Linked DNA regions of Homo sapiens: region 2 is linked to region 1. A link is an interaction called in ENCODE POLR2A ChIA-PET data of the cell type or tissue named here. Cell type or tissue: A673. All regions are shown on one strand. Links, peaks and the distances in the headings refer to the core of each region. The heading gives the core; the rest is flanking DNA.

The links. Peaks named below come from ENCODE experiments on the same cell type or tissue, not always from the same donor. Only the 100,000 strongest peaks of a DNase experiment are listed, where the experiment ranks them.
Region 2: POLR2A ChIA-PET joins it to region 1 with 17 read pairs; 2 of 35 experiments call an interaction of 5 or more read pairs at or near these places.

Annotation. Positions count from the first base shown.
Region 1 is chr3:162,172,503-162,181,502 of GRCh38, reverse strand. LOC107986048 (a long non-coding RNA gene) reads left to right here. Exons shown (of 3, transcript XR_001740570.2): 2 at 5,895-5,977. Among named protein-coding and RNA genes, the nearest start is that of OTOL1, 680 kb to the right of the region's middle. In A673, for the core only: no CTCF peak of the experiment used is centred there; no DNase peak of the experiment used is centred there.
Region 2 is chr3:161,986,330-161,996,148 of GRCh38, reverse strand. No RefSeq gene overlaps it. Among named protein-coding and RNA genes, the nearest start is that of OTOL1, 490 kb to the right of the region's middle. In A673, for the core only: no CTCF peak of the experiment used is centred there; a DNase peak (open chromatin) is centred at 3,838; H3K27ac peaks cover 1,411 bases.

The DNA of each region.
Region 1 (9,000 bases), core at 4,001-9,000:
ATATACTATATTATTCAAACTTCTCATGGGGAAGTAAGAATTTCTCTTGTTTCTCATAATACTGGCCAAGATGCCCAGGTCTTTTTTCTGATAGGTGTGAAATGATACCTGATTAGTAAAATTAGTAATAAATTTCAGCATAATACATTTATTGACTATTTGTTTTTCTTTACTGTTAACTGTCTAATTATAATATTTGCAATGTATGATTTACCTTTTGTTTTTTTCTTAATCGACTCAGAAATTTTTTCAAGTTCTCAATTGCAAACCTAGTTTTTGTGATTTTTGGAAATGTGTCTTCCTGTCTGTAGCTTGTCCTTTATTTATAAGCACAAATATATGTAAATTATGTCATTATAAGCAAAGTAATCAATATTTTAATAATTTGTGCTTGCTTTTTAAATAAAAAATCATTTTAAAGAAATATTTTGTTTTCTCAAATCAACAAGTCTATTTTTTTAGATATTTCTTCTAAATATTTTAAAGTATTGCTTTTCAAATTTAGGTCTCTAGTTCTCAATGTTCTGGTACGGTATACATCAAGATGCCTAAATGCTTACTTTAAAATAATTATAAATTTTAAATAACGTGAGTGAAAAATTTCTGTTAGCAGATATCAGTTATGACTCAAAAAAAAAGACAAAAAAAAGAAGAAAAAGGAACTATAGAATAACCTGTTAGCTCAAGGAGAGAATCTAAATCCTTTTACATGTGTTTGTGAGCTCTTTAAGACTTACATCCCAGGAGAGTAAAAAGCCTGATTACATAATAAGAAGTGGCCAGAAAGCTAGATAAAAATAAATAGCTATAACATAGGTTTATGTGACTTTGGCAATTTTTTAAAACAACAAAAAAAGAAGCCAAATCATTCGAAAATACATTCAAACTCAAAATAATGTGTGAGTTATCATGTGATATAGAGTATAAATATCACAGTTTTCTGTACTCATTCCATTTGATCTTTTCATCAAAAGAAATTAATAATTAACAATTATGTGCCTAAAAATCATAATTTAAGTCAAATAAGTTCATGCTTTATACTATTTTCTAAGAGTAAGGTATTCATCTATCACCAAATCTTTTCAGTTATTTTTCTTTATAAATTTATCAGCCAGAAAATACAATGTTGCATATACTAACCATTTTATTTGCATTTCATAAATGCAAACTATTCTTTTTATTCTTATGAGGTAATTATCTACATTGAATTCCAGTGGTTATAAAACAGCAAATATTAATTATGGATAGATTTGGCCATATGTGACATACTTTTATCCCTGCAAGTTTTTTTCTCATATAATGTTAACTGTAGTTTTTATTTTTCAGAAGGAAAGAAATAATGACCATAATATTAAAATTACCCACAATTATTTTATAATATTTTAGGAGCTTCATCTTTTCAATTTAAGCATAGTATTAACAGTATAAAGCCCTATTATTTTAAATCTATAAAAATGGACAAATAACAGTTTACATTTACCTAGTGGGAATAAAGTAATTTTAGTATTTATTTCATGTTTATATATATATATTTATTTTATACAAACATTTATATTATTTCAATATAAATGTATATAAGTACATTATATAAATATACAAATTATAATGATTGCATATAAACACTATACAAAACTGTAAAATTGGTAATATTAGTAGGAAAAATGTATTTGGACTGAGAAATATATGTTGATTATGATTTATCATCTGTCATATATTTCCACATATTCCGTTTACTTTATTGCATAACAGGAAGGTTATAAAACACATGCTGTTTAAATTTATTTGTGAAAATAAAAGATCCTGTAAAAAAAGTTAAAATTTGAATATAAGAAATAAAGGAACATTTAAATAATGTAGGGATATAATATACAATGTTAATATGATGTAACATGGAAAAAATGACAATTGCCTCAAGTTTATCTACAGATTCAATACATCTCAATCACAATTTCAGCTGGAATGTGTATTGCTCATTGAAAAATACAAGTAAAAAGACAAAAAATTTCAATAGAGAGCTAATCCAGCTTAAATAAAGGAGAATTACAGAGACAAATTCTTTATACCAGATAATTAGCCATAATGCCAAGTCCAAGTAATGGAGATAGTGTGGAATCGCCTCTTGAGGAAACAAATGGAATAAAACATAGAGTTCTGATATGTAGTTGACATATTTGAAATTATAGTAACAATGATAACAAAAAGCAATGGAAATCACAGATTGCTTGGTAGATTGATATTGGGAGAATTAGCATACTAAAGGCAATTATTCTTTAATATAAATACATACAAAAGTGGGCTTTACGTGCATTAAAATGTATAAAATTTTTCTAGAAATAAAAAATGGTAAAAGAACCAGATTTAGGAATAGGATAGATTTATTCAAAAAGGTCTCAAATGCACAAAATCTGGGAACATAAAAAGAAGGATTTGACTATAGCAAAATTAGAGCCTGTTCTATTCAATCACAAAGTGAAAAAAATAGATAAAATAAAAGAAAATATTTCCAAGTTATGAGATTAATTCTACAAAATAGATAGTTGGTATTAATATGTACCAAAAACTTCTCAAAATATGGAAGATAATTATAGAAAATTCAGTATAAGGATAAAAGAAGATGAACAGCAATTTCATGGAAGTATCAACATGAAAGTAAAGAAATGCTGAATCTCCCCATCATCATTAAATATTGTGTTGTTAAATGAGAAAATTAAACATCAAAAAAGTATTTTATTTCTATATAGTAGAAAAGTAATATTACCTAGTAGTGTTGGCAATAATATGGTTAGTCAAGAATTCCTGTGTAGTAATTGAGGGTGTACATTGATGCAGCTATTCTGCAAGACAATCTGGAACTGAGTATACGTGCATCCTAAGATTTGGAGGTATGTATTATGAGTATACAACCCCCCAAAATTCTCAGTAATACTGGGATGGAAACTGTGCTGCTAGAATTTACCTCAACAGGTGTAGATTTTTTGGCCAGTGATGCTTTACTGAGTTTCCTTCATGGCATTGACCCTTACTCAAGGCATGAAACATATTGCTTAATAGCATTGCTTTGTAACTGTGAGTCTGAGAAGATCTGGGGTAATCTGTAGCAGTTTGCCAGCATTATTATTGATAGTAGTGAGACTTAATGACTCGGATGTGGTCTCAGCAGTGAATGCTGCCCTGCCCCTCCCTCCACCCTACTTTCCCCCAGAGTTCTATGGTTGAAGCTGGTTAGATAGAGTTCCTATTCATGTTTATTGGTGAGAATATAATATCAAGGTTTATATTTTTGTTTGTTTTAAAGAAGAGTTTATGAATAATATTCCATGAGTTTGTATGACTTGCACACTATGTCTCTTGCCAAGAACTTTGTAGAATTTATACCACTGTCTTCTCCCATTGAATGTTGCTATAGAGATGTAACTTTCCTACATGTAATGTGAGTTTTGGCCCTGATGCCCCCATAGAATTTTTTTTTCAGTTTCAAGGAAGTATCCTTTCCAACAGAGTTCTTTAATATCCAGAAAGATAAATAAAATACCCAACAATGTTGAATGTGCCTGGTCAACTCCTTATAAGACTTATTATGAGGAACGTTGTCCTCTATAACCTTTAATACACATTCCAACCTTTTCTTCAGGAAACTTCAATTTTATTTACTTTGAATCTCCTTTTTCTTCCGTATCTATTACTCTTCCCCCATTTACTTTGCTTGATTTTCTCGTATCCATACTAAATGTCCCTGTTTTTAGCATTGTCCATTCTTTAGTCAGATTCTAAAGTGACATTATAACTCTTATATTTCCACGTATTCGGACATATTCCAGCTGGCATTTCATCTGTTTCCATGCCTTATCACCTCTTCCTTTATTCCACGTCACCAGGAATGATGTCTCCTTTAAGCTCCAGAAAACATAAGGGTCCATTTTGATTGGCTGGTGCCCATTCTGATTAGTCAGTGTTCCTGTAAAACTCCATTGTTAACCCTTGACCATCCTTCTCATCTGCATTGTTATAAAATTATTATCATGCATGCTTTTTATCTCTGTTTTAGTTGTCTTGTTCATTTTGTTTTTGACTCATCTTTACATATCTTTCCTTAAGTCCCCTGCTAATTTTGTGGTTGTTGCTCTTTTTCTCATTTTTTTTGTAATTAAAGTTTTATTGGAACACAGCATAATTAGTCCTTTAAAACTGTCTATGACTGCTTTATTTTTTAATTTAATTTCTGGTGTACATGTGCCAGATGTGGAGGTTTGTTACATAGGTAAATGTGTGCCATGGTGGTTTGGTGCACATATCAACCCACCACCTAGGTATTAAGCCCAGCATGCATTAGCTATTTATTTTTCCTGATGCTCTCCCTCCCCCAACCCCCAGCCCAGACAGACCCTAGTGTGTGTTGCTCCCCTCCCTGGATCCATGTGTTATCACTATTCGGCTCCCACTTATAAGTGAGAACATGCGGTGTTTGGTTTTCTCTCCCTGTGTTAGTTTGCTGAGGATAATGGTTTCCAGTTCCATCCACATCCCTGCAAAGGACATCATCTCATTCCTTCTTCATTTTTTAATGCAGTTTTTTTGTTCTTTTTAAGCCATTTTCTCAATGAAAGTATGGACAGAGGGTACAAGAGAGTGATTTGAGTCAGCAAGCCGCTCAGATTTCAGCCTCTTTCCTTTGAACACATGCTAACTCTCATTCAGTGTCATGTGTGGGTCACTGTATCAGGCCACTTGTAAGTTGACCTGGTGAGCAATGAGATCCTTTACATCAAAGTCCTATGTATCATAATCTAGTATTTACTCTCACTTAGATGACAAAAACTCAGTAGCATAGCTTTTACCTTGTCAAGTTGATAAGGAAGTGTGTTTCCTTCTTCTATCAATCCTTCCCTTCTTTCTGTGATAGGCAGTTGTTACCTGAGAAACTCAAACAATATATTTACTTACCACGGAAGATGGAAAGATAATTTCGATCTGTCCATATTGCTTATTATTTATCATATTATATTTAATTTTGTTTTTAATGCCAAGAAGCATTTTCTGTGTAGGAGGAGTAATGTTTCTGTTAGTGATATCTGTTTTTACTACCTGTTTAGCATGATTTTCCCTTCTCCTGAAGGTGTTATGAGTTGAATTGTGTCCACCAAAAAAATATGTTGAAGTCCTAAGCCATTGTACTTATGAAGGTGATCTTATTTGGAAATTGGGTCTTTGCAGGTGAATTCAAGTTAAGATGAGGTCATATTGAATTAGGATAGGCACAAATCCAATAGAAACGGTGCCCTTATAAGAAAAGGAGAAGAGACAGAATGAGACACACTGAAGGGACACCATGTGACAACAGAGACAGAAATTAGAGTGATGCATCTACAAAACAGGAATGCCAAGGACTGCCAGCAACACACGAAGCTAAGACAAAGGAAGGGAACAGATTCTTCCCTAGTGTCTTCAGCGACTTCTGGCCTCTAGAACTGTGAGGAAATAAATTACTGTTGTTTTAAGCCATCCTGTTTGCTGTTTATTGCAGCTCCTAGGAATCTAATTCAGAGGGCAACATGATACCTTTGTTTGGAGAACTACCAAGCTGCTATCACATACAGTCAATATTTATGATTTGACAAGGCTGTTTATACTTTGTTTGGCAGTACTTCAGAAATAGGAAATTATTTCATGCATTATTTTATAAATAATGATGTAAAAGGAATTTATATTGTTTATATTGTAAGTTGAAGATAGTATCCAGAATGTCATTTAAAATAAAATGTGTAGAGACACAAACTTGCATTTCATTCATTATTGATAGATCACTTTATATATTATGGCCATTTGTTTATGTAATATTTAAATGAAAATTGGGCTGAATATCCCTTTATCTTAGAGTATTTTTTTTTCTTAAACAGAGAATATGTTATTACAGAAATCCATTCCAACCAAGGGGAATTTGAAGGAAGGATACAGGAATTTCGCTTAGAATGCAAGAACAGTGAGTAAATCTCAACCTTGATAGAAAGATACCTGGGAGACAAACATCCACACCAGTAATCACATCATAAACTTTCTCTTGCTCTCCCTCTCTTTCTCCCTGGAGTTAAATGATCTGTCATTTCTTCTTTTCTCTATTTACCTTCTTTGTTTTTGCATATTAGCGTTCTCAGCTGATTCAGCAATTTGCACACTGTCCATCATGGCCACCCTAAATTGCCATCTCAGCTCCTGAGTCTATTTGACCTTACGGGCCTTGTGCGCAGAACTTAGAACTTAGTGTATGCCCTAAATAAAAGATCTTGGTAGAATAAAACTATATCTGGCTTAAGTTAAACACTGATCTCTAAATTTATAAACTATGAACTCAAAGGATTGAGTTTACATAGTTCATAGGGCTACAAACTCAAAAGTTATAGAAAAGGCAGGGTCTTTAAGTAAGGGATGTGAGAACAATGAAGAAATTTTCAGTATTTCTAACTCAAAATCTTAAAGCTCTATGAATTTCAAATTGTCATTGCTTTATTAAAAGCTATTAAGATAGACTTATTCTACTTTATTTTTAAAATTTATTTAATTTTAAATTGGATTAAAGTATTAATATCTAGAAAATGCTTTATAACCATTTGAAATGATAACTATGGATACAGTGAGATAAGTAAATGAGTTTTGAAATGGGAAAACCTGGAGATGAAGCACCCCTGCCACTACCTATTCACATCATCCTGGGTAAGTCATATAAACTCCCTTACTCTAACATTTTTTATCTGTGAAATGTGAGTAAAACTAATGTGAAGACAAAAAAATAATTGAAGGGATAGGGCCTCAAAAACTGGAAAGTGATGTAAAATAAATGCTGAAATTAATGCCATATTACCTTGTTGTAACCCCAATAACGGCTTACATAGAGCTCTGTAGTTGGTACATGGAAAGTGCATGGTTATCAAGTGTCCATTGACAAACATCCATTTGTATTAGAACTTTATTTTTTAATACTCTCATATACTGACCAGGCATGGTGGCTCTTGCCTGTAATCCCAGCACTTTGGAAGGCCAAGCCGGGCGGATCACAAGGTCAGGAGATCCAGACCATCCTGGCTAACACGGTGAAACCCTGTCTCTACTAAAAAAAATACAAAAAAATTAGCCGGGTATGGTGGTGGGCGCCTGTAGTCCCAGCTACTCGGGAGGCTGAGGCAGGAGAATGGCGTGAACCCGGGAGGTGGAGCTTGCAGTGAGTCAAGATCACGCCACTGCACTCCAGCCTGGGTGAAAGAGCAAGACCCTGCCTCAAAAAAAAAAAATACTCTCATATACTGAATTAGATATGTTTCTTTTACTTGCATGTATCAAAAAATAATTATTGCTTGAATAAACAAGAAATTTAATGGAAAGATACTAAATTAAATTACAGGATCCAAGTCCCAACCAACTATCATGAGGGGCAGAATCTAAGCTAGTGCTAGGGACCTTGGCAAGTTCAAATAATATCCACTAGACAATATAGGTGAAAAAGCCACAATCACATCTCTTCTCAGTGCCACTAAGTTGAAATAGATCCAAATTATGCAAAAGGAACTGGGAATTAACCCATCTTGGTTAATATAGGTAACTCTGAGTCTGTTATGGTTGCATAGCAAAAATATAGTTCTTGGGGCCCAACCTTGGTATTGGTAGGAGTCAAGCCTGGCATGGTGGCATGCCTATAGCTCTAGCTGCTCAGAAGGCTGAAAAAGAGGATTGTTTGACCGCAGGAGTTCAAGGCTGTAGTGCACTATATGGCTGTGAATAGTCACTGCACTCCAGCCTGGACAACATAGTGAGAACTCATCTACAAATAAATAAGTAAAACTGGAGTCAATGGAGTCAGTCCTCTCAAACTGTGCTGCTACTTTATCAAGCATGTTTATCTAATGTTCTATATTATTTGTTGTTAATTCACATTCACAGCATGTCAGACATCAGGAGTAGATTCTGTTTTTTTTTTTTTTAAAAGAGCACTTTCTTTGCTCATCTATAACAAGAAACTCCTCATCTATTCAAGTTTGGTTATAAGATTGCAATAATTTAGTCACATCTTCAGGTTCCACTTAAAATTCTAATTCTCTTGCTCTTTCTAACATATCTGCAGTGACTTATCCTATCTACTAAAGTCTTGAAACCCTCAAAATCACCTATGAGAGTTAGAATCAACTTCTTCCAAACTCTTGTTCAGGTTAATATTTCAACCTCCTCCCATGAGTCATAAATGTTCTTCATGGTATTTAAAATGGTGAATCCTTTCTAGAAGATTTTCATTGTACTTTGTCCAGATCCATCAAAGGAATCGCTATGTATGGCAGCTATAGCCTTGCAAAACTTTTTGTAATAATGAGACTTGAAAGTCTAAATTACTTCTTGATCCATGGGCTGCAGAATGAATATTGTATTAGCAGATATAAAAACAACATCAATCTCCTTGTACTTCTCCATGAGAGCGCTTGAGTGACCAGGTGCATTCTTAATATGCAGTAACATTTTGAAAAGAATATGTTTTTTGGAGCAGTAGGTCTCAACAGTGGGCTTAAAATATTAAATAAATCATGCTGTAAAGAGATGTGTTGTCATCCAGGCATTGCTGTTCCATTTATAGAGCACGTGTAGAGTATCATAATGCTTAAGGGTCTTAGTGTTTTGGAGATAGTAAATGAACATCAGCTTCATTTTAAAACCACCAGCTGCATTAGTCAGTAACAAAAGAGTCAGCCTGCCCTTTGAAGTTTTGAAGCTAGGCACTGATTTCTCCTCTCTAGCTATGAACATCCTAGATGGCATCTTCATCCAAAAGAAGGCTCTTTCTTCTACTGTGAAAATCTGTTGTTCAGTTCAGCTACTTTCATCAATTAACTTCTTATTCTGATCTTCTAGATAACTTGCTATAGCTTCTACATCAGCACTTGCTGCTTCACCTGGCACTTTTATGTTATGGAGATTGCTTCCTTCCTCAAACATCATGAACCAACCTCTGTTAGATTCAAACTTCTG
Region 2 (9,819 bases), core at 1,563-6,562, 180 kb after region 1:
AGGCTTGACAAGGAGCTTGATAACTGCCCTAGCTGTGGCCACTTGCAAAGTGAGATTACTCAAAGGATAATGATCTGGAAATTTAAGATTTGTTTTTTTCAGAGTTGGGTTTTCGCTCTGTCACCTAGTCTGGAGTACAGTGGTACAATTATGGCTCACTGCAGCCTCAAACTCCTGGGCTCAAGTGATCCTCCCGCCTCAGCCTACCAAGTAGCTAGGATTACAGGCTGGCATTACCCTTCCTGGGGTGATTTAAACCAATTAAGATTTAAAACAAAACCTGTCCCCGAAATTGGCTATAAATAATCAGGAACACAAAGGCAATCATGGTGGGGGTACCTAGATGTAATAACAGGGAAGATGAAGATCACTCAACTTTCCCAGTATGCACAGCCTGAAAATAGCTTTGTTTGCATTGACACAGGGAATTAGGTAGAATTTTGTTGTTGGTAGGTTTCTGAACTTTCTGGAAGTGATACATAATATCTTAGGAAGAATTCTCAGTTCCTTAATAAGCAACCTAAACTTAGGGCACAAACTTAGAAAATTGCAGTTTTAAGGAATTTAACCATAATTTTGTAATCAAAGATCTAGATAGAAGGTATTTTAATTTCAACATATCTTTAGGTTTTGTGTCATTTTGAAAATAAAATTTTTCTGTTACATTTTGTGGAGTGACGCAAATAAGTATAACAACTGTGTTGAGAGCCTCTAAAGACCCCTATTGCAGCCCTGCCTAAGGTGCCATCACCTTTGCTTCAAACAGCTCTTATCTTACTTTTTCATCAAGAGAATAAGGAGGACATCGTTTCCTGCTTGCTTGGAGGCAACATAATGTAGGACAATGACTTTTTAACACTGCCCATACATCTGAGTTACCCAAAAAGCTTAAAAAAGTCGTGAGGACCAGGCCCACATACAGAGATCTGATTAAATTGTTCTAGGGTAGAAACTGGTCATTAATAATTACAAAATATTTTCTGAAGAGGCTCCAATACTCATGGAGGATGCAAACTACTGGTATGATGGTTCAGAAAGCCAACTCAGAAGTCAGATTGCTTTAGTTCAGATCAGGAATCAGCAAACTATGGCCCACATGCCAATTCTAGCCAGCTGTCCATTTTTATAAGTAAAGTTGTATTGAACACAGCCTTATACATTTGTTTCAGTGTTATCTATCTATGGCTGCTGTCTCCCTACAAATGCAGAGTAGAGTCACTGCAACAGAGACAGTATAATCCACAAAGTCAAATATATTTACTAACTAACTAGCCCTTTACAGTTTGCTGCCCTTTGGTTTAAATCCTGGATCCACTGCTTACATGTCTTGTGTTCCTAAATGAGCTAATATGTAGTTGTGTGCTAGTAAATGTTTAATAACCAGTTCCTAGAGAGTTAAGGAGGATGGAAGCCCTGATTTGCAGAGTTTGCCAATTTCTATGGTGTAAGTACTTACACTGTTGCCAATTTAAACCTACTGACAAGAATTAATAATACATTTATATTAGTAATAAAATAATATTTGTGAGATTTATTCAAGTTGTTACATATATAAATAGTGAATTATTTTTTATTGTTGAGTGATGTTCTATTTATGAATATACCACAATATATTCATTCTCCTAAATTTTTCCAGTGCTTTATTATTATGAATATAGAGGTTGGAAACATATCTGTGCAATATTTCTGGAGACATATATGTTAATTCATTTGGGTAAATACATAGGCATGGAATTGCTGGATCAGGGTATAGACATATGTTTAACAATATTAGAAAATAAGCTGTCACAATGCAAAGGAATTTATAGGCCAAATGCAAAAGCTCTGTCAAAATTGTCCTACCCTTTGAAAGCATATACTATTTTAAAATAAAAACTTTTAAAAATATATAAGTAAAATTCCATATAGAATTTTGTAGTGTATAATTTGAAATCATAGACAATAAAATTTTAAAACTTTGTAAAAATTTTAAAATTAAAGGATATTGAATAATATAATCAATGTATCCATTATCTAAATAAGATTAAAGGCAAAATAATTGAATGATCAAACAGCTAGTGAGAGATCTCTCTAGATGTTCTTTCCAGATTTTTAGATTTTAAATTTTAAAAAATTCACATATTCCAAAATATGTGTCACATCTATACTCATTACGATAATATTTTATTTATATGTTGTATATCTTATACTAGTGTTTGTAAGTCCTATTTTTAGCAAATTGTCAAAATAAGTATGCTTATATGAACATTTCTAAATGTACAATCCATTCACTATAGTAATTTTAAAAGGACTTAATTTTGAGAAATTAAACATTCTCATTAGTGTTGTTCACTCCACCACTGTGCTCAATCCAAAAACAGTTCAATAATTTTTCTCTGTCTTTCACATTATTTAGTTTCACAATAAATCTGGTGTAGTAAGTGTAATAAAGAGGTTTATTTAGTAAGCATGTTAGAGAAGTTGTTCTGGGTTTACATCCAGTTAAACTTATTCTATCAAAAAATCGTAAGAGGCTGGGCATGGTGTCTCACGCTTGTAATCCCAGAACTTTGGGAGGCTGAGACAGGCGGATTACTTGAGGCCAGGAATTCAAGACCAGCCTGGAATTCAAGACCATTGCAAAATCTAGTCTCTACCAAAAAAAATACCAGAATTAGCTGGCCATGGTGACACAGGCCTGTGATCCTGGCTACTCAGGATGCTGAGGTATGAAGGTATAAGAATCACTTGAACCCAGGAGGCAGAGGTTGCAGTGAGCCAAGATTGTGCCACTACACTCTAGCCTGGGTGACAGAGCAAGACTCTGTCCAAAAAAAAAAAAAAAAAAAAACGTAAGATTTCTCAGTCAGAAGACTAGATTTAGATTTTGAGATTGGAGGGAAAAAATGTGTTATTAAAAATTATATCCTAATAAAAATTTTAATTGCCTTTTGAGCCCATCATTAAGAAACTCATCTTCACATAACGGTGCTCTAGAATCTTTAAACTCTACACAAAACTGTTGCACTTTCAAAGTTTACCTTTTATTAAGTCAAAGAAAGAAAGGAAAAAATAAAAAGATGCAATTTTTTGGAAAGAGATTGACTACTATAATATTTTAAAATATTTACTGGGGAAATACTCATGAGAAATTGCTCTACTGGAATTTATTTTTCTCCTCAAGAATGCAGGAGTTCAGAAGAGGAAAAACTATTTACAAAGCTAAGAAATACAGAAAAAGGACAAGAATGTTGAAAAGGCAGACTCAAATGGAAATAAAGCTAAAACAAGTTCATATGTGCCAATACTGAGAAGAGATAATCCTGACTTTTAGGCCATATATCTAAAGACTTGTGATATGTCTTTTAGATAACAAATCTATAAAACTACCCTAAACAAATATTTTAAAATGGAACCTGAAATAGTCTATGTTCAAGGGAACATAATTTTTTATATGATGTTTACTCTATTTTGTTCTTTGAATAATGCATTTAGAAGTGAGACTGAATATAAAACATAGAGAACAACAAAGGTAAAAGTTCTAAGAACGAGGTCTATGAAAATTCGCAAATTGTTCAGCAAAGTGAGGAAAGCTGTCATATAATTACACAGCAAGAGACAAAACAGAGAACAGTAAAAATGCAAAAATAAACTCATGGGCGAAAACTCATGAAATTTCATTTGTAAGAACAAATACTAGCTGGAGTAAAATACATCTGGATATTTTGGTGGCTTAATTAAGTCACTGAGTTAATTTCTGACTCATATCACATTCCAGTGCAATTTTGGGGGATATTGCACTATGCAGTGTTTCAGTAACCCAGGAGGTTTTCTTCCTGTTCTGTCACCATTCTGAAGATCTACATACTTCCTTAATGGCTAGCAGGAAACAAAAAAAAAAAAAAAAAAAGAGAGAGTAGATGGAGGGAGGAGGCGCAAAGAATGAAGGGACAGTCTGGAAGGAACATACATGAATTCCATCCACGTACCATTGGCCAGAATTCAGTCAGGTGGCTCCATTTCAATACAAGGTTTCAGAGAAATACAGTTTAGCTAGTTGCCCGGAGGAAAGAGAAATGAAGTTTGGTGAAAACCTAGAGTTATCTCTGACTCAGACCATTGTTATTGTCATTGAATATGCTTGTTATTCCTCCCCTTGAAGAAATTGCAAAGTTTCATCTGTGATTCCTCATGATTCAGTGACTTGTCAATTAAAAAAAAATAAGTATCTGCCCTCCAACTCTTCCTCCTGCCCCTGTCATCAACCCAATATATAGCAGTGGAACAAATGTAGAATAACCTCAATGAACGGAAAAAAAATGCATCAGTCAGTAGTCTGCAGTGATACTGACTGACATAGACTGATAGTGATACCGGCTAACATTGAGGAGGCCCTCCAACATGGAGATGTAGGAAGATCCCTGATGATTCTGCATGCTGAGAGAAATGCCTTCGTCACTGCTCTCTATGGTCCATAACTCTGACCCAAGGTGGATCCTTCTTACCTGAAATCTTCATGGTCACACCTGAAAGGCTTTAGGAAATTACACCCATCCTTAAGGACTATAGGGCTCCTCCTGCCTTCTTCCCACAGGGAATGGTTTTAAAGCTTGCAATGCATTTTTTGTTTTTTGTTTGTTTGCTAGTCAATGTTTACACATTTCCTGGGAAACACAGTTATCTCAAAAACTTAGTAGGCCCCTGATGTAATTGCTTCCAATCGGCTCTATAACCTGGTAACCACATTCAAGTTTCTTTCATTAAGTATAATTCTCAAATATTCTTTATTCCTTTGCTTCATTACTCCATTCAGATGCCCATCTCTTTCAATTTAATGGTGACTACCTTGAGACTATCTGAAACAATAATCTTCAGTTAGAATGTAACACTATTGATCTAATTTGCTGCAGAGCTGAGTCACAGTTCAACTGAGTAATCTCCTTGGGCCTTCATAGCTCAGAGCTTTTTGAAAATCACAACCCTGACTATCTGTGATCTGGAAACTTTTATGGCACTGAAAACCCTTGAATTTCTGGACACTATTTCCTTTCACCTCTGCTTGCAAATTGGCATAATCCTTCCTGAGCTCACTTGGATTTTGTAATATCTTGCCAATGACAGGCAATAGTAGCCAACACACATTTATGTTCTGATTATTATTATCCATTTCTCATAGATCTACTAGCATAAGAAGGCATAAAGTCTGATTTCCAAGTTATTGTAGAAAATGCTTTCACCAAATATAATGCAGATAAACATACTGCCTGCCTCTGGTATTGGTTTTGGTGCAACTTATCACACCACAGCTAAACATGCCATATATTTTAGGTTTTATTATAACATCATCCCACTGCCAGTACTAATTTCTGCATTGAAGTAAATGCTAGCTGCAGAAATTTAAAAAAACCATAAACTTAATCTTAAATTAAGTTTCTCACTCATATTGCAATCCAACATGAATAAGCACAGGGCTGTGGGAAGGGACAGATAAAGGACATTCTGCTCTCTTCAATTATTAAGAGATGTAGGCTCCCTTTATCTTGCATGTCCATTATGCTCTTGGGAAAGGATCAGCAAATTTTCCTTAAAGCACCAGATAGTAAATATGTTAGTCTTTGTGGACATACAGTTTCAGCCTTACTATACAACTCAGCCATTGTAGCAAGAAACCAGCATTAATGAATGAACATGCATCTGTTTTAATGAAACATTACAAAAATACACTTATAATACAGTCTCAAATTTAAATCCAATAAAACATTTAGGCTAGCTAGATTTAGCCCATGGACAGTTCTACTCCAGGGCCTCAGAGACTTCTATTAAATTTTCTGCATCTGTCTAGCAGGCAAAGAAACAAGTATTGCATGGAATATTTCATGAGAGATTTCTCGGGGCCAGGTCTAGAAGTGGCGTATATCTTTTAGATCCATATTCGATTAGCCTTAATTCAGTATAATTGTTACCTAACTACATGCAAGATAGGGCAATGTCATATGCCATGTATTCAAAAGAAAAAGGAAATAGTGCAGAATGAGCATAATTCTGCTATGTAAGTATAAAAAGAAAATATTAACATCCACTAATATACCTTGGAATAATTGTAATTTTTAACATTTGAATAAATGACCAAAGAAAGCAACATTAGATTGTTACTTGTGCAATTCCTGCCTCACAGCTCATTCTGGGTATGTTTCTGCTTTTTGTTACATGTCATCTCTCCCTCAAAAATAAAAAAGAATACGATGTAAATTTATGTTTCTAGATACCATGTTTAGTGTTTTTTTATATGGTCCTATGTCACTAGCAGCATTCCTGTGATGTAGATATGACTGTTACTATTATGTAGAGGAAACTTTAGCTCAAAGAAGTTTAATGACTTGCACAAAATCAAAGCTAGTGATACAGCCAGTTAAGTTGCCTTTCCATAATTTTAAATCTAGTCCTCTTTACATTAACCCATGAAGAACTTCTGTGAAAGTAAAAAGCATGTTTCTGCTGTTCCCCATGGTTTTACACAGCTAGGGCTTCTATTTTAATAGAGGAGATAATGAACTGTTGCAGATACTTACCATCAAGTGTTTTCATTCAAATATATTTCTTCAAAAATAAATGAGAGAAGTCTGTTCATTTGGGAAATAAAAAAATGAATACTTCAAAAGAAGTATTTTAGTTTGGTTTGTATAAAAAACCAAAGAAATTTCTCTGTTATTCCAAGACTTTTTCCTTCTGAATTACTGTTCATTTGAATCCACTGTTCCTTCATAGTCAAATGACATCTTTGGGATTGCCTCCTAGGTAAAACCTTGCCTTATGAAAATCTGGTATTTCTATCAACTTTTCAAATATTTTTCCAAAAGTACTGAGTTCTAACAATGTCCATGGTGCAAGTTATAAAAGGGTGCATTGACCTCTGGATGGCACAGCTTGTTAGACAGAAAAATGACTGGGTTCTTAGTCACCAGCTGCCACTTTGGCCAGTCACTGTTAGGCAGTGATGTGGGCTCAATGGTGGCCTTTTAAAGTAGCAGGTTGTAGTCCCTGGATTTCCTGAATGTTATCTTACGTGGAAAGTTTTGCAGATGTAGTAAAACCAGGTTTCTAGATGAGGAGACTGCCCTGAATTACCTGGGTGGGCCCTAAATGCCATTGCAGGTATCATTATAAGTGGAAGGCAGAAGGAATTAGGCAAACACAGACAGAGGAAAAAACAACGTAAATACAGAGGTAAAGATTGGAGTGATGTGGCCACAAGTCATGGAATACTAGTGGCCACCAATATCTAGAAGATGCAAGGAATGGACTCTATCCCAGAACCTTCCAAGGGAATGTAGCCTTGCTGATTTAATTTCTGATGTTTTAAGCCACCAGGTTTGTGGCAACTTGTTACAGCAGTCACAGGAAACTCATACAGGTAATATCCTAATTCTGGAACAATTTCCACTCCGCAAAAGCAGTGTAAGAGACAGAAACATCTTCTCTCTTGAGAAAGTATCAGTTTGCCCTCAAAAAGCATTCCACTTCCTTAATCTGTGTGTTAACCAATCATAATTTTTAATGTTTTTCTTGGTTACTCTTTAATGTTATGAATAAATTTCTCCTCCCAATTTCTCTTTAATATTATGAACAAAACAATATTCTGTCATGTCACCACCTATTGTTTATACATTTTATCAAAATCAATCCAATCATCAAACTAGAATTTTCCAATTATTAAATTTCTTCATTCCATCTATGTCCCCAATTTTTAATTTCTGCCTTTGTCTTATCATCTACTTTCCTCCCTAGTCAGTTGATCAAGTTCTTTCTTACTGATTTCTAAGCTTTATTTCCCATATTCCCTAGTTTTAGAAAAGGTTTTTCATCACTTTTGTACAACAAAACACTCCAAATGTAGATCCCAGCTTATATTCCCAAAATGCTTCTCTTAAGCTAGAAAAAAAACCTTTCAGATCTAGGCAAACTGAAATTCCCATGTGAAGCCAGAAATAATCTGTGTATGTACGTAAAACAATAAGCATTATCAAATGTAGAAAGTTGCTGAGTCAGAAGGGATCCACTTAAAATTGCCCTCTAAATGTCAACTTGGTAAAAAGTTAACATGTAAATTGTACTTCATTATCAGAGTACAGAAAGCAGAATAAAGAATCATCAGAAGACAGAAGGGAGATAATCCAATTTTTAATTTATCTCTGGATTTTTCCTTTCTGTCTCTCTGCCACTCTTCTTCTACTCTGTTTTCTCTTATGTCTCCACAGCTCTTATTACAGCTCTTATTTCCTCACAATTAACAAGGAATAAAACTAGGTCACTTAAAAATACAAAGATATCAGAGGTATAGAGAGAATAGGGAAGAAATAAGGAAACTAGTAGCCAGTATTTATTTTTTATTGCTTCTCCTTTTTTCTTAGTATCAGATCTGTACTTCTTCGATAAAAATAAATGCATTCCAAAGAATCGATGTTTATATCTTAACTCTTAATCTCAATATTTATGTACCCACCTATACATACATTATACATGCATGTTTTGCATCACTAAGTAATACGTATTATAAACAGTCCTCAGGTAGTCTGAAGAAACAGAAAATGAGATCAAAATATTCATGCAAGAATTGACATAGAGATATGCAACAATAGGTGCTGTGCTGTTGCTAAAGATAGTGAGAAATTTAGTTCTCAGTTTCTACCAGGGAATGTGAAGGGTCAGAGATTTTACCCTGCTTGCAGTCTCATAAATTGGTCTGCAACAATTTTATGGACATTGGCAGAAAACAACACAACAAGCAGCATGAGCTTCATTTTAGTATCTATCCACTTTGTCCTCCCAATCTCATCGGGTCAACACAGACTAAGCCAGATGAATGTTTCAGGTGGGTTGCATACACTAGTTTTGCTCATTCCTAAGAAAACTATCAAGCTCGGAAAATCCCAAGGTGTCATAATAGAAAGCAAGCAAATCTGCTTTACATTTACCCTAGAGAGACACATTATCTCCATTATTTTGGACAGAAAAGAGATCTGCCCTTTGCTTCAAATGTTGCATTATTTTTATTGTTGTATTGTTATTTTCTATTGTTTTCATTTTTGAATATTTTCTATCCACAGTTCAATCCCTGGATGCAGAAACCATGGATATGGTGGGTCCAGTGTATTTTGACGTATATACCATCATCCCTTGGTATTTGTGGAAGATTGAGTTCAGGACTCCCATGTAAAACAAATCCATGCCTATTCAAGTCCTGCAGTCGGCCCTGCAGAACACCCGAATATGAAAAGCCAGCCCTCCATATATTTCAGTTTTGCATTCCATGAATACTGTATTTTCCATCTGCATTTGGTGAAAAAAAAAACCCACTTATAAGTAGATCACAGTTCAAATCTGTGCTGTCCAAGGGACAATTGTATTATCAAGATAAAGGAATTAAGGGTTCAAACATAATACTTCATTTTTAGACTTGTATATTTTTCTGATATTGCAGAAATTTCACATTGGAATATTTGGTTGATTAGCTTTCTCCAAGCCCACAATGGAGAAATGTGGCTATGGCATCTGTAATGCCATTGCCTTGAGTCCAGAAAATGCTGGTGGCTCCCACAGCCTCGAAAATGTTTTGTGAAAAAATGGAAAGGTAGTTTGAAGACAAGTTCAGTTAAGCCAACAAGTAGTAAAGGAATGGTATTCAGAAAAGAGTAACATCTTCAGCCTTAACTTAAACTTTTTAAATTTTGTTTTCAAATCTAATGGACTATTTATTTCAAGTTATCAGTGATACTTAGCTCTGAACATCTTGAATTTTGTTCTACTATGGTTTTATGTATTAATGTGTAAAATACATAAAAA